Regions from separate parts of the Homo sapiens genome. Here region 2 is linked to region 1. Evidence: read pairs that join two places in POLR2A ChIA-PET (ENCODE). Cell type or tissue: B cell. All regions are shown on one strand. Links, peaks and the distances in the headings refer to the core of each region. The heading gives the core; the rest is flanking DNA.

The links. Peaks named below come from ENCODE experiments on the same cell type or tissue, not always from the same donor. Only the 100,000 strongest peaks of a DNase experiment are listed, where the experiment ranks them.
Region 2: POLR2A ChIA-PET joins it to region 1 with 5 read pairs; 2 of 35 experiments call an interaction of 5 or more read pairs at or near these places.

The regions. Positions count from the first base shown.
Region 1 is chr9:131,925,331-131,929,330 of GRCh38, reverse strand. The region is part of intron 4 of MED27 (mediator complex subunit 27); the gene reads left to right. Among named protein-coding and RNA genes, the nearest start is that of MED27, 150 kb to the left of the region's middle. In B cell, for the core only: no CTCF peak of the experiment used is centred there; no DNase peak of the experiment used is centred there.
Region 2 is chr9:132,271,562-132,282,756 of GRCh38, reverse strand. It overlaps SETX (senataxin), which reads left to right. Exons shown (of 26, transcript NM_015046.7): 20 at 1,183-1,290; 21 at 4,500-4,687; 22 at 5,605-5,697; 23 at 7,337-7,501; 24 at 10,949-11,047. Among named protein-coding and RNA genes, the nearest start is that of SETX, 78 kb to the left of the region's middle. In B cell, for the core only: no CTCF peak of the experiment used is centred there; no DNase peak of the experiment used is centred there; H3K27ac peaks cover 747 bases.

The DNA.
Region 1 (4,000 bases), core at 1-4,000:
TCCAGCAGAAGGAGTCTCTCCCCAGAACCACCACGGCTGGGAATGTGCTGGATCTCACTTGAAGCCAGCACGTCTCAGAGTCTCACCCAAGGCCCACGGCATACCACCTGGGTGTCACTGTTGGTTATTCCGGGCCCAAGGGCCCTTTGGTCAGCAGGTGATGGATCCTGCCAGGACTAGGTCCATCCCTTCAAGGGAGCAGATTCCCTTCTGGCCCAAGGTGTCGAGAAATATCATTTGGGAGCTAGGGCCTAGAATGGGTGCCTCACGACTGCCTGGTGCCCTATCCTGTTGTGGCTGAGCTGATGTCCAAGATGCAAGACGAAGTCCTCTTTACTCTTCGCTCTCCTGTCCTCAAGAAGAAGGAAGGGTCACTTTCATTGCTGTAAACTGTGGTGCCTAGAATTGGGGGAAGGGTGGCGCAAGCACTCCCTTAGCCACCCAGGCTACTGTCTCCCTGGGTCACATGCCGCCCTAGTCCACTGGCTATAAGCCCAGCCCAGCACTAGAACTTGCTTAGGAATTGTAGTCCTTGTGGTCTAGACTGCCTTTCAAGTTTACCTAGAACCCCAGAACACTTTAGCACACGCTGGCAAGGCTTGCTGAGAAACTCAAGTTCCCACACTGGGGTGGGTGATTTCTCTCTGGCCAGAACTGGTCCAAATACTCCCTCTGTGGATATGGCATCAGCTGAGCCCAGCATGGCTTTACTCTCCACTGTGTCAGGGCAGCACTGAGTTCAATGGCAAGTCCCCCAGTCGCTGTGCTCTCCCTCACCCAAGTGTGCAGATCCTCTCCAGGCCATTTAGCAGCTGCTGGAGGAAGGAGGAGGAGTGGTGTCACTCAAGACTGTCTTTCCTCCTCTTTTCAATGCCTCTTTCAGTGAAATAAAGTTAAAACAAGATACTGTGATTGCTTACCTGATTTTTCATTCTTATTATGGTGCTTTTTTGTGTGTAGTTGTTAAAAATTGGTGTTCCTGCAGGGGGGATGGTCGGGGGAGGCTTCTGTCTGGCCATCTTGCTCCACCCACCTCAGGATACATTTTTAAGTGTTAGCCCAAGCCACAGAGCCAGTGCAGACTCCTCTCTGGAGGAGCAGGGAGGTGTTGTGATCAGTAGGGAAAGACGGCATTTTCCTAAGAGCCACCTGAGTTGTGAAACCTGATGTTGCAGTGCCCACATGGGTGTCCAGAGCGGCTCCTGTTAAACAGCCTTGGTTCTACAGTAACACATTCCACTGATTTTGTTGTTGTTCTAAATCTCATCTGCTTTTGGTATATGAGTGTAGAGGGCTTGGGGGTTGTTTGTGCATATGCATGGGAAAACAGCATGAAGTCATTGGACTTCAGGCAATTTATGGACAAAAGGCAGGTTTTGGTGATCCCATTTTGGCTTCCTCCTTCACCAAGCAGTCCCTGCCAAGAAGCTCCTGACGTGCCTGGAGCAACCCTGGCCTTTGTCCCTCGTGGCAGGTCCAGTCTGTAATTGGGAGTCTCAGTCCATCATCGACAGTTTCTTCAGAGTATAAAAAGGGAAAAGGGAGGGGGAGACTACCAAATTGGCACTTTTTGAGCCCTCTGTATATTTCAGCTTGGCTTATCTAAAGCCAAACCAGCTTTTTGTTGTTGGCCTGGAAGCACCAGGGCTTCGGGGCCAATCAGAACCTTAGGAGTAGTCACCTCCTAGCCTGAGGACTGTGTTTGATATGGAGCACATGCTGGAGGCCCCTTCACAATTGTGAACCCACAGGGAGTTCACTCTTAGGAGAGGAGATGGGGTGAGAGGAGGGGAGGAAGGACAAATGGGCACTCAGCATTTGCTGAATGAATACATGAATGGCAGAAATAAAAGCATCTTTGACTTTCATATGTATCTGTTTGTCCATATTGGCAGAAATGGGGATCTGCTCTTTGGCTACTCAGGGGAGAAGGAATGACACTTGTGACTGATTTGATTCTGAAATTGCCAAGACAGTTACTGGCTTAACTTCTCGTGTCCTTGTAAGCCTTAGGTAATCAACTGTAGCCTATACAATCCAAGCCCTAGCTAATGTCAAATCTAAACTTGCAGCCTCTTGCATAATCTTTAAATACATTGTGGTGCTGTCTGCTCTGTTTCGGGGCTGTTTTGGTATTGTGTAAATTAATAACTCATGATTTAATAAATCTTGCTTCCGTTCTTTGAAGAGATGAGCACAGTTATCCAAAAATAAATCTAGCTATGTTGATATTTAGTGTCAGTTAATCTACCGCCTAACATCCCATTATTAATTTTCTTCAAACAGTCAAAATATTTTAAGAGCTTAACTGAATCAGACTGGAACAAGCTGCTGGCTTCTCTCGGCATTTAAAATATTAATTTACAATTTTTGACTGATCTATTAGGTAGAAAAATGTAAGAAAAGAAAAAAGCTTCAACCATGACACTGAAAATATATATTGGTATTTTATCATGTTTATTTAGATGTTATTTGATTTGCAAAGGATGAAACTCATTTATCAGTCTTTCTAAATCGACATTTTAACCAACCTTCAATTTCCATAACATATTCATACCCTGCTTGTGAATGACACATCTTGTTTTCAACCATTTAGACTAACATTATCTCATTGTACTCCACCCCGAGTTCTTTGAGGTAGGAAAGACTGTTGAATTGCTAGACTGCTTAATTATTTGGGGCCTTGATTTCTCCACTGAGTTCAATAGTGCTCAGGCTTGAAAAGGACTAAGAGTCACCAGCGTAGTTTGTGGGAAATGCACATTCTTGACAGGCAGTACAGAAATTCCAATTCAGCAGCTCTGGGGAACCCAGGAGGCCAGGACGGCTAGAGGGGAAGCAGGGAGTGAGGGGAAGGACGGTGGCGTCCTGGAGCTCTCCCTTTTCTCACTGCTGTGTTTCTTGGGCATCTCAGCTGAGTCTCAGGTAATCTGTGGAGTACATTTTGAGAATTCCTTTGTGCCCTTGGAGTTCTGATGAAGGCTGGCCTTTTTGGTAAGTCCCAGCTCTAGTGTCAAACTGGCTTATGAGATATGCTACTAAGGCGTTCATATTTATTCAGTAAATACTCACTGAGCCCCTGGAGATAAAGGCATAGTTCTAGGCACTGTTCGGCGTGGACCACACGAAGTTTTTGCCCTCACGGAGCCTGTCTGTAGCATAGAAAATGGACAAGAGACCAGCAACTTGCATAAAATGATGCCAGATGGTGATAAAGCTCAGAAGAACAGAAGCGGGGTGGCCAGAGCACAGGAGTGAGGGGAAGAAAGGGAGAAGTTGACACCACCTAAGCAGGAGACACCAGTCTGGGCCTCACAGGCTGGGAGGAGGGCTCCCTGCTTAGTGAGGTGTCCCTGTCATTTTAAATTCAGATGTACAAATTTGGATTCATCGTGACCCTTGACTCATGACACACTGTCATCACTAACGCAGGCATGGCCCTTTCATATTGGTTTATTTATAGTGCAGTGGGCATCTTTGAACATAGAACTGGACCAGGAGCTGCAGCATGATTGGCAGCCTGTGCTGCCTGGGATTGCCCCCCACCGCCCCCGCAGGAGCTGCTGTCCCCTGGCGTGTTTATCATTCTCTCTCCTGTTTTGGAGGGGATGCTTCACCATATATATATGCATATTCCTAAATTTATTCTTTAATTTTCCCTGGGTTTTAACTTAATTTATTTTAAAGGGATTATATGTTATCTTCAGGGACTTAATTTTTCACTGAACATTTTGTGTTTTTTACTAAATTTCATTCAATTTGTTGGTTTAGCTATAGCTTATTCATTTTCACTGATAGGAAATATTCCATTATCAGAATATATACTAATTTATTTATCCATTTTTCAATCAATGGTCATTCGATTTATTTCTGGGTTTCTGTTTTTCTATTATAAACAGTCCTGCTCTTACATTTTAAAATAATGAAGAGTATAATTGGATTGTTTGTAACACAAAATATAAATGCTTGAGGGGAAAGACACCCCATTCTCCATGATACG
Region 2 (11,195 bases), core at 3,789-7,788, 350 kb before region 1:
AGTGGAAATGATTAAATAGTTGAAGAAAATGTCATTGAATTTAAGAGAAATTTGAGTCTTGTCATCAAAGAGGCATGCTGAGGAACAAGGAAGAAAGATATGGGGAAACACACTCATGGACGCTCCTAATGTGATTTCTGAACCTCAAATACAAAGTTTTGAAAAGGGCCTGGGCATGGTGGTGCACACCTGTAATCCTGGCACTTTGGGAGACTGAGGAGGGTGGATCGCTTGAGCCCAGGAGTTTGAGACCAACCTGGGCAACATGGTGAAACCTTGTCTCTACTAAAAAGACAAAAATGAGCCAGGAGTTGATGGTGTGTGCCTGTCATTCCAGTTATTCGGGAGGCTGAGGTGGGAGGATTGCTTGAGCCCGGGAGGCGGTGAACAACGATCATGTCATTGCCCTCCAGCCTGGGTGACAGAGTGAGACTCTCTCTCTCAAAAAAAAAAAAAATAAGTTAAAAAATAAATAAAAAATTTAAAATAAAGTTTTAAAAGGACTTTAAAGGAGAAAAATTTTTCAGGCTCATGCCCAGCAGGAACAAAAAGCACGCATCTAGGATGTGCATGGCCTTCTGAACTTACGGCTGGTTCCCAAGTGGTAGTGGCCCCGTTGGTGGCTGACTTCAAAAATACAAGTTTGATTTTTTTTTTAGACATGTTTGGAGAGTTTACTTTTTATTTATTTATTGTTTTTTTTGAGACGGAGTCTTGCTTTTTTTTTTTTTTTTTTTAGAGACGGAGTCTGCACTCACCCAGACCGGAGTGCAGTGATGTGATCTCGGCTCACTGCAACCTCTGCCTCCTGGGTTCAAGCAGTTCTCCTGCCTCAGCCTCCCAAGTAGCTGGGATTACAGGCACTTGCCACCACGCCCAGCTAATTTTTTTGGTTGCGCCATGTTGGCCAGGCTGGTCTTGAACTCCGGACCTCAGGTGATCCACCCACCTCGGCCTCCCAAAGTGCTGGCATTACGTGTGTTAGCCACTGCACACAGCCTGGAGGGTTTATTTTGTTGGTTTTGTTTTGTTTTTTTGTTTTCAGGGAAAATTTGTATTTTTGATATTTGGTGCAGGAGAAGTGTGATACTTTTCTGAATGGTTAGAACTTTAATCAGATAAACTATATGGATAAATAGCAAAGATTGTTAAGACTGCCTCTCTCTTCTGTATCTTACCAAGGCTGGACAGTCTTGTGAAATTGAGACTCTTACTCCACTCATCCATCGCTGCAATAAGCTCATCCTAGTAGGAGATCCTAAGCAGCTCCCTCCGACAGTCATCTCTATGGTAAGTTTTTTATGTTCAGATTGCTTTAAAATGGAAGGGGCTTTTTAAAATTTTTGTTTTCAGGAGGGAGAGACATCTTTCTTGGATTGGCCTCTTAATTTGGAGGGAAAAGTAAGCAGTAACTAAGAAAAGAGAAGCACTTAATAAATTTTAAAAAATGCCTAAAAATGTCCATTTGGTCATAGTTGTTCTTCTGTGTATGTGTGGCAGAAGCAGTGTGGCAGGGACTTGGAAGCCTAGATGGATGACGTGCCATGGAAACCAAGCTTTGGGAAAGGCAGTGTGCATGTCTGCCTTTTTTAAGTCTCTTAAGAGCTGAATCTGATTTATTTTAATCATACAAACACCAAAACAATAATAAAAGAAAAACTTCAGAAATAAAGAGAAGAATCCTACCCTCCTCATTTTTGTTTAAATATGTACAAATTGAGGAAAACATGAAGTTAAATTAATTTTGGAGTACATTTCCATTTTTAGAATTTGGTATTCTAGTGTTAATACAAGAACATGTCTGTGCCCTTCACATCATCTGAAAGTGAAGGTACAGGGGAAAAAAAGACTCAATTACAAGCTCTGACTTTGGGAAGAGAAGAACCAGACTGTAGTCTACTCTTCTCTGTTGGTTTTTTTTAATCTCATGAAAGATTCTCCTGGAAATGCACATTAGAATCAGGATCCAGTAGATGTTTTGAAGTAATCTGAAGAGGTTTTGAAATTTAATGAAATGTGTATTTTTTACTAATAACATAGATTATTTATACAGATAATTGAGCAGTGGCTTCATAAATAATCCTAGAGAACAGATCATTTTCAAAGCATTTTTGTTGAAGCTTGGAATGAATGCAGGTGGTTATCGTTAGTGGTTTTTGATTTCGGAATTATTCAGAATGATAGTGCAGTTCTTTGTATGACATTTGAGCGCAGGTACATGATCATGTTAGAGTGTGGCCCAGAAGCACACCCGTCACCCAGTGAAAACCCGTGTGTGTAGGGAAGAACTGCTGCAGGTAACTTTGTTCACGGAGAATAATGAAGAGCAAATTCTGTATCCCATTTCTTTAAATGATGCAGGATTTCATTGAAGGGCCTTGGCATATAGTGAAAAGAGAGATTGTTAATGGGCCTCAACTTTACTGCCTACTTCAATGATTGATAAAAACAACAAAAATTAGAAAAAAAAAATCCATTTGTGCTGTTTAAATTGTTGTACAAATAAAACAGGCTATTTTGAGAAAATAATTACAAAGTTCATTTCCATAAGGTGCCTTTTTTGACCACCTGTTTCTAGTGGTAATTACAGTGAAAGTGAGTATTTTTAACAGATATTGCTAGGCATTTGTGTGTTTATTCGTCTTTTTCAGTATGTATATATTGAGTGCCACCATAATTCAGGCACTGTTTAGGGGCTGGGGTTATGACAGTGAAGAAAACAGACAAAATCCCTGCCCTTATGGTGTTTGTATTCTAGGGGTTAACAGTGAGTCAGTTACTAAAAAGTGGTATATGGTTTGTATACATGTATATGTTTATGTGTATATGTACGTGGGTTTGGTTTTGTTTAAAGGTGGCAAAATCATTCTGTGCAGAATTGGTTTTTTTTTCAATCAGTAAATCAGGGACATCCTCCCATGTCAGAATATATATTAATAAATCTATGTCATTTGTAGAATGGACTAAGGTTTTGTCTGGAGGTAGATGCGTTACCTTACATAACTTCCTTTTCTGTTTCCCCAAAGAAAAGATTAAAAATTAGGTTTTGTGAGCTAACGCAGATAAACTTTTGAGGATTTAGGGAAAATTGGCATGTATCTATTAATAATTATTTTATGCTTTCACAAACCTGTTTAAAATCACACATATAAATAGGTTAAGAAGTAATGCCTTTCTTCCACTCCCATAGTTTGTGAAACAAGTTTATTCAGGCTTTGCACGTCTTCAGTGCCAGTATCTTTCACATCACTCATGAAGATTCCATCATCTTAGTGAAGTTTTCAGCACATTTTTACTTCAGGGTTATTTAAGATAAAGTACTTTTTGAAACTTTTCTTTTTTAATTATACTTTAAGTTCTAGGGTACATGTTCACAACATGCAGGTTTGTTACATATGTATACATGTGCCATGTTGGTGTGCTGCACCCATTAACTCGTCATTTACATTAGGTGTATCTCCTAATGCTATCCCTCCCCCTCCCCTTTTTGAAACTTTCTGTGTTGCTGCCATCGGAAAGTAGATCCCAAGGCACAACTGTGGTAACATCAAGACAGTTTATCCCACTTGTCACTTAGGTCACTGTTTTTCAGATTGCAGAATATAACCCATTATTTGGTTTGTGAAATCCATTTAGCACAGCTTCGGCGTTCCTAATTCAAAAATTTGAAATGCTTCACCATCTGAAACTTCCCAAGTGCTGACTTTATGCTTAAAGTTCACGCTCGAAGGATATGCTCATTGGAGTATTTTGGATTTTTGGATTAGGGATGGTCAACACATAAGTCGAGTCTGTTTCCTTCACTGGAAATTAAGTCCTGTGAGACTTCATCTTATTCACTCTAGTGGTCTTAGCACTTCAAATTATAGATGCTTAGTACATATTAGATGGATGAATGAAGAATTTTGTCTTCAAAAGGCTTGTTTACAGTGGCATTCAATATGTCTGTCTGTGAGGGTGTACCCCCAGAAATAATTGTTAAAATCTGTGTTACATTTCCTTTATTACTGGTTTTTTTGGGTGGCGTCTTGTAGCATCAAAATAGCATCAGTTGTCTTTCACAAGATCATATCTCTTTCATTAGCAGTATATGAGTAGAAAAGACCTCCACATATATTCAAGATTCATGGCATTTTGGCCAGGTGTGGTGGCTCATTCCTGTTATCCCAGCTACTCAGGAGGCCAGAGACATGAGAATCGCTTGAACCTGGGAGGTGAAGGATGCAGTGAGCTGAGATCACGCCACTGCACTCCAGCCTGGGTGACAGAGCGAGACTGTGTCTCCAAAAAAAAAAAAAAAAAAAAAAAAAAAAAAAAAAGATTCATGGCATTTTGAGGCTCAGAGTCAGAAACACCTTTTTTCTCTGAAGCTGTGGTTGGTAATCTTATGCTACCTGAACGTTGCCATATACGTATTAGATCTCAGTAATTGTGTTTATAATAGTGGGAAAGATATAAATGAATTCTTGGAAACTGTTGCTTTATTTTGCCCCTCACAGAAAGCACAGGAGTATGGCTACGACCAGTCAATGATGGCTCGCTTCTGCAGACTGCTGGAAGAGAATGTAGAACACAACATGATCAGCAGGCTGCCCATTCTACAGCTCACTGTTCAGTACAGGATGCATCCAGACATATGCCTCTTCCCTTCTAATTATGTTTATAACAGAAACTTAAAAACAAATAGGTGAGTTCCCCTTATTGTTTGTGACCTTATTTTGTTGTAGTTTAGCTACTTATGAAGAATAGACATTTTACTGTCGTCTTAGGTCTTGTCATAAAAAGCATAAATCATGAAGGGTTAATAATTTTGTCCTGTTATAATAGCCATCATGTTGAATACAGCAAAGCACATAAAAAAGAAAAGGGGAAAAAGTCACCTATATTTATACTACCCAGAAATAATCACTGGTAACATTTTGGTATATCCACTTTCAGCAGTCCTTTTTTTTTTTTTTTTTTTTTTTGAAGACAGGGTCTCATTCTGTCACTCACACAGGATGAGTGCAGTGGCACACAGTCCTGGCTCACTGCAGCTTCGACCTCCCAGGCTCAATCAATCCACCTGCCTCAGCCTCCTGAGTAGCTGGGACTACACTCAGTCACCACCATGCCTGGCTAATTTTTGTATTTTTCTTTTTGTAGAAACGGGGTTTCGCTATGTTGCCCAGGCTGCTTTCGAACTCCTGAGCTCAAGCAATCCACCCGCCTTGGTCTCCCAAAGTGCTGGGATTACAGGCGAGAGTCACCGCACCTGGCCAAGTTTCAGTCCTTTTACTATGCATATCTTTTTTTACTTTTTAAATTTTTGAAGGAAAAATGTGGGACCATACTTAACATAGTATTCTGTGGCTTACTCTATTATGAGTGTCTTTCCAATCATACTTGTTATATTTTAATGATATAGACACCTCTCCCAGCACCAGGAAAGAAATAGAATTTGTTTTGTACCTTTCACTAATACACGTCTAGAAAAGAATATTCCTGCTATCCCCTTACTTGCCCCAGCCCACATCACCACACAGAAAAAATTGTAGTAATACCAAGATATTTTCTTAAATCTTGACTTTATTCTGAATGTTGACTGCTTTTTTTTTTTTACAGACAGACAGAAGCCATTCGATGTTCATCAGATTGGCCATTTCAGCCATACCTTGTGTTTGATGTTGGAGATGGTTCAGAAAGACGGGATAATGAGTATGTTTTCCTCTTGCCTCAGTCCTCTGATAGTCCCAGAATTGTTACATGATTTGCATTCATATTTCTGTTAAATACATTTCCTATACACATCTCTCTGCCTAGTGTCAGGGCACAGTCATGTTCACTTAAGTTGATGCTTCTTTTTTCTGTATAATGGGGATAATATTACCTAATGTCATAAGCAAGTGCTTGAGTAGATACTTGTTGAGCTCACAGCAGTGAGGGAAACAGACGTGCCCATTGCAAGATGGTGGTCTCATGGGAAGACAGGCCTTCAGCAGGTCATCACCTGGGTAAGCAGTTATTCCAGTTGGGTTAAGTACTGTGAAGGCTAAGTATAAATTCAGTTGAATGAAAATGTGAAAGGGAGGAAGGAAGTAGTGACAGAGGTTGGATGGTATTGGGTTGTGAATAAGGGCATGTGTTCAGGTGGTCTGTATATGACAGCAAAGAGGAGTGGTGTTGCTAGAAGCAGCAATGTCAGAGGAGCTGGGGATTCTTGTGAGAGAGTAGGGGAGGAATGGTCTAGGGGCAGCATTTGTTGGCACGGATACAAGTGCCACTCTGTCATGAAGTAGGAGGAAACACAAATCCCACTTCTACATCATGGGATGGCTGCAGAGCAGGTGGCGTCCTCAGGCGAGAATCAGGCGTTAGATAAGATACAGAGGTGGAAGTAGGGAACACTCATTGAAGAGGTTACACATACAGAGGAGTTGTTGGCCATGGGATTGTAGTGCTGGAGGGACTGCAGCCTAAAGGTTTTAATGAGGCCTCTTGGAGGAGAGCAGAGGATTGCGAGTTAAGCCGCAGAGCATCATGAGGATTTCAGGGATGGAAGAGATCGCTAGCTGATTGGGTTGTCCATTTAGTAAGTCTCAAAGTTAGGAGAATGGGTATTTAAGGCTCGTAAAGCAAGGCGGGTAAGGTAGCCTCAGGAATCAAGGGATGGGGCAGTGCATCCCCTGGTCTTGGTGCATTTTGGGTCCGGTATGGTCATGAGGGAGCATGTGTTTTCAGGAGGGGTTGAGAGTGCAGGATATGAGGCTGCTGAGGACTACAAAGAGGACATGAACCTGCTCCAGGGCCCCATGTTGTTCAACTGGGGTCAAGTGGGACACATCCTTCACATTGAGTCTGTGTGGATGGCAGCTGCTCGGTTGTGTGGTGTGTGTTGTATGCAGCCAGTGGTGAGGGACAAGGAAGATCATACATGTAAAGCATTTTCTCAGTGTTCGGAAGATAGTTAATCCTTAATTCATGTTAGCTATCTCTTATTCACATCTTTGTTCTTATTAATACTGCTGTTCTTAATACTGCTCTCCCTGTTTCAACAGATGAAGAAAGTGGTGCCTAAACTTCAGTTGATTTCAAACTCTTTTCTCTCTACAACTTCATTTTTCACTGGGCATTTCACATGTATTCATATTTACCATAGTATTTTCACATTTATTCATATATACCATATTAATGGTCATTGTAACAGCCTCTTGGAGTCACTGCTAGCTGAATAAAAGATGAAGCCTATCTGCCTGCCCTTTACTATAATGGGAAACAAACTCAGTGGAACTTAAGTTAGCAATTAGCCTGCTATTAGTTTTGATAACACTGTGTTTTCTTTTTCCATCTTGTTTAGCTCATATATAAATGTTCAAGAAATAAAACTGGTGATGGAAATAATTAAGCTTATTAAAGACAAAAGAAAGGATGTTAGTTTTCGAAACATTGGCATAATAACTCATTACAAGGCCCAGAAGACGATGATTCAGAAGGATTTGGACAAAGAGTTCGATAGAAAAGGGTGAGGCATTTTTATAAATATTTCCAATTTTCTTGTTGAATTAGAATGAGAGGATATAGAAGGAAAGAAGAAAAGGGAAACTCTTAAGGAGTGGTCTGTGCAAATTGGTGATACGGCACGAGGAAGCTGGGATGCTGCTGGCTTTCATAGACTTGTGCTGTGTGGCTCCTGGGTAGACAGGTTACTTCCTGGCAGTTGGAATGTCAACATTCTCCTTGGCAGTGGAATTGACTAAGAAACTTGCCAGGTCTTTACCTTTTAGTTCCATGACTTGTTCATCTGAATTCTTGTTCTAGCAAGACTAAAAGTAACATTTCACTTTAAATAAATGATTTAACCCTTGTATTGCCTTTATGTATAGAATGAAAATCATGTTTTTGTTTCCTTCTTACCTCAGCAGTAAAATTAAAGATTAAATATTGGAGATCCATAACCTTAAAATCATCTTAACTTAGAAGCACACAGACTACCAAAATCGAATCTAGAAAACAATAGAAAATCAGACCTGTAGGCTGGGTGTGGTGGCTCACACCTGTAATCCCAGCACTTTGGGAGGCTGAGGCGGGCAGATCACCTGAGGTCAGGAGGTTGAGACCAGCCTGGGCAACATGGTGAAACCCCATCTCTACTGAAAAAAAATACAAAAATTAGCCAGGCGTGGTGGCGCGCTCCCGTAGTCCCTGCTACTCGGAAGGCTGAGGTAGGTAAATCGCTTGAACCCAGGAGGCGGAGGCTGCAGTGAGCTGAGATTGCCCCACTGCATCACTCCAGCCTGGGTGACAGAGCGAGACTCCATCTCAAAAAAAAAAAAAAAAGAAAAAATCAGACCTTTATAACAAATAATGAAACATTTCCCAATAATGAAAAGCCCAGAACCAAGCTAAGCTGGTGAATTCTATCAAATATTAAAAGAAGAATGAACACAAGTCATTCTCACATGCTTCCAATAAATAGAACACTCAGATTCATTTTTTGAAGCCAGTATTACACTGATACCAAAGCCAAGGGAAAGTATCACAAGAAAACTACAGATCCAAATCCTTTATGACTAGATACAAAAATCCTCAACAAAATAGTGACAAACTGAATTCAGCAGGTTATTACAAGGATTTATACATCAAGACCAAGTGGGATTTATCCCAGGAATGCAAGATTGCTTCAACATATGAAAATCAATATGATATACCATATTAGAAGAATGAGGAGACCCACATAATCAGCTCAGTAGATACAAAAAAAAGTTGCACGGAACCCAAAATGCTTTGATGATTTAAAAAAAAAAAAAGAATACAAAGGAACTTTTTTTATTAATAAAAGGCATTTACAAAAAACTCATAGCTAACGTTATACTTCATGGTAAGAATGAAAGCCTTTCCTCTAAGATCAGGAGAGATGTTTGAAACTCTTAATGCTTTTTTTCAACATTGTACTAGAGGTTTTAGCCAGAGCAGTTAAGTAAGGAAAATAAATAAAAAGCATCTTTACTGGAAAGAAAAAAGTAAAACTCTCTCTTCATAGGTGGCATGATCTTATTTCTAGAAACCCTAACAAAGCCATTCAAAGGCACTATTAGAGATAATAAGCTTAGCAGGATACAAGATTAATATGTGAAAGTTGATTATATTTTGATGCAACTAGCAATGAACAATCTGAAAAGGAAGTTGAAACAATTCCATTTACAATAGCATCAAAAAGAATAAAACACTTCGGAATAAATAGAACCAAAGAAGTATAAGACTTGTACGCTGAAAACTGCAAAACGTTGTTGAAAGGAATTAAAGAACACCTAAATAGGCCGGGTGCAGTGGCTCATGCCTGTAATCCCAGCACTTTGGGAGGCCCAGGTGGGTGGATCACCTGAGGTCAGGAGTTCAAGACCAGCCTGGCCAACATGGTAAAATCTTGTCTCTACTAATTATACAAAAATCAGTTGGGCATGGTGGCACACGCCTGTAATCCCAACTACTCTGGAGGGTGAGGCAGGAGAATCACTTGAACCCGGGAAGCAGAGGTTGCAGTGAGCTGAGATCACTCCATTGCACTCCAGCCTGGGCGACGAGAGCGAAATTCCATCTCAAAACAAAAAAAAAACCACCTAAATAAATGTGAAGACATCCTGTTTTCATGGACTGGAAGACTTAGTGTTGTGTTGTTTTTTGCATTTTTTGTGTGTTTTTTCATTTTTAGTAGAGACAAGGTCTTCCTAAGTTGCCCAGGCTGTTCTCAAACTCCTGAGTTCACACAGTCTTCCCAAAGTGCTTGGATTACAGACATGAGCTACCATGCCCAGCCAAAGACTTAGTATCAGCGTGACCATTTCTGTAAAAAAGGCAGTTGGATTACATCTGTAGATCAATTTGGGGAGCGCTGCCACCTTAACACTAAGTAAATAACTTGTACTATGTGGTACAATGAAATATTAATGAAGAAAGGGATGAAGTTCTGTTACATGCTACAACATGGATGAACTTTGGAAATGTTATGCTAAGGGAACAGTCACAAATAATCACATTTTGTAATTCCATTTATGTGAAACTCACAGTATAAGAAAATCTGTAGAGACAGGAAGTGTATTAGTGGTTGCCAGGGAATGGAGAGAGGAGGAAATTCAGGCTAACCTCCAAGAAAATGTTTTTAAAATGTCTTAGCAGCCGAGCATGGTGGTGCATGCATCTCCTTGGGAGGCTGAGGCAAGGAGGATTGCTTGAGCCCCAGAAGTTTGAGTCCAGCCTGGGCAACGCAGTGAGACTCTGTCTCTCTCTCTCTCTCTTTTTTTTTTTAAGTTTCTTTAAAAATAAAGACTGTAAGGCCAGGCATGGTGGCTCACATCTATAATCCTAACATTTTGGGTGGGTGAGGTGGAAGGATTGCTTGGGGCCAGGGGTTTGAGACCAGCCTGGGCAACATGGCAAGACCCCATCTCTACAAAACATGGAAAAATTAGGGTGGTGGTCCATGCCTGTAGTCCTAGCCACTTAGGAGGCTGAGACGGAGCTCAGGTGTTCAAGTTACTGTGAGCTATGAATATGCTGGTGCACTCCAGCCTGGACAAGAGTGAGGCTAGACTGTCAAAAACCAAAAAACTAAGCCGGACGCGGTGGCTCACGCCTGTAATCCCAGCACTTTGGGAGGCCGAGGCGGGCGGATCATGAGGTCAGGAGATGGAGACCACAGTGAAACCCAGTCTCTACTAAAAATACAAAAAATTAGCTGGGCATGGTGGCGGGCACCTGTAGTCCCAGCTACTCAGGAGGCTGAGGCAGGAGAATGGCGTGAACCCGGGAGGCAGAGCTTGCAGTGAACTGAGATCGCGCCACTGCACTCCAGCCTGGGCGACAGAGTGAGACTCCGTCTCAAAAAAAAAAAACCAAAAAACTAGTTTATAAATATGTATACTTAATAATTATCTTCCTTTTTCCAGTAAATATGTTTCTCTTTTGTAAATAGACCAGCAGAAGTAGACACTGTGGATGCATTCCAGGGTCGGCAGAAGGATTGTGTTATTGTTACGTGTGTCAGAGCAAATAGCATCCAAGGTTCAATTGGGTGAGTTACTGTCATTGTTGCTCTTTTATACTTGTATACATTGTTGCTTGTTTATAGTTCAGGATTAGGTTCATTATCACTGTTAGAGAACACCATTTGCTTTTTTAATTTTCTTTTGTGAAAACCTGTGTAATACTATGAAAGTTTC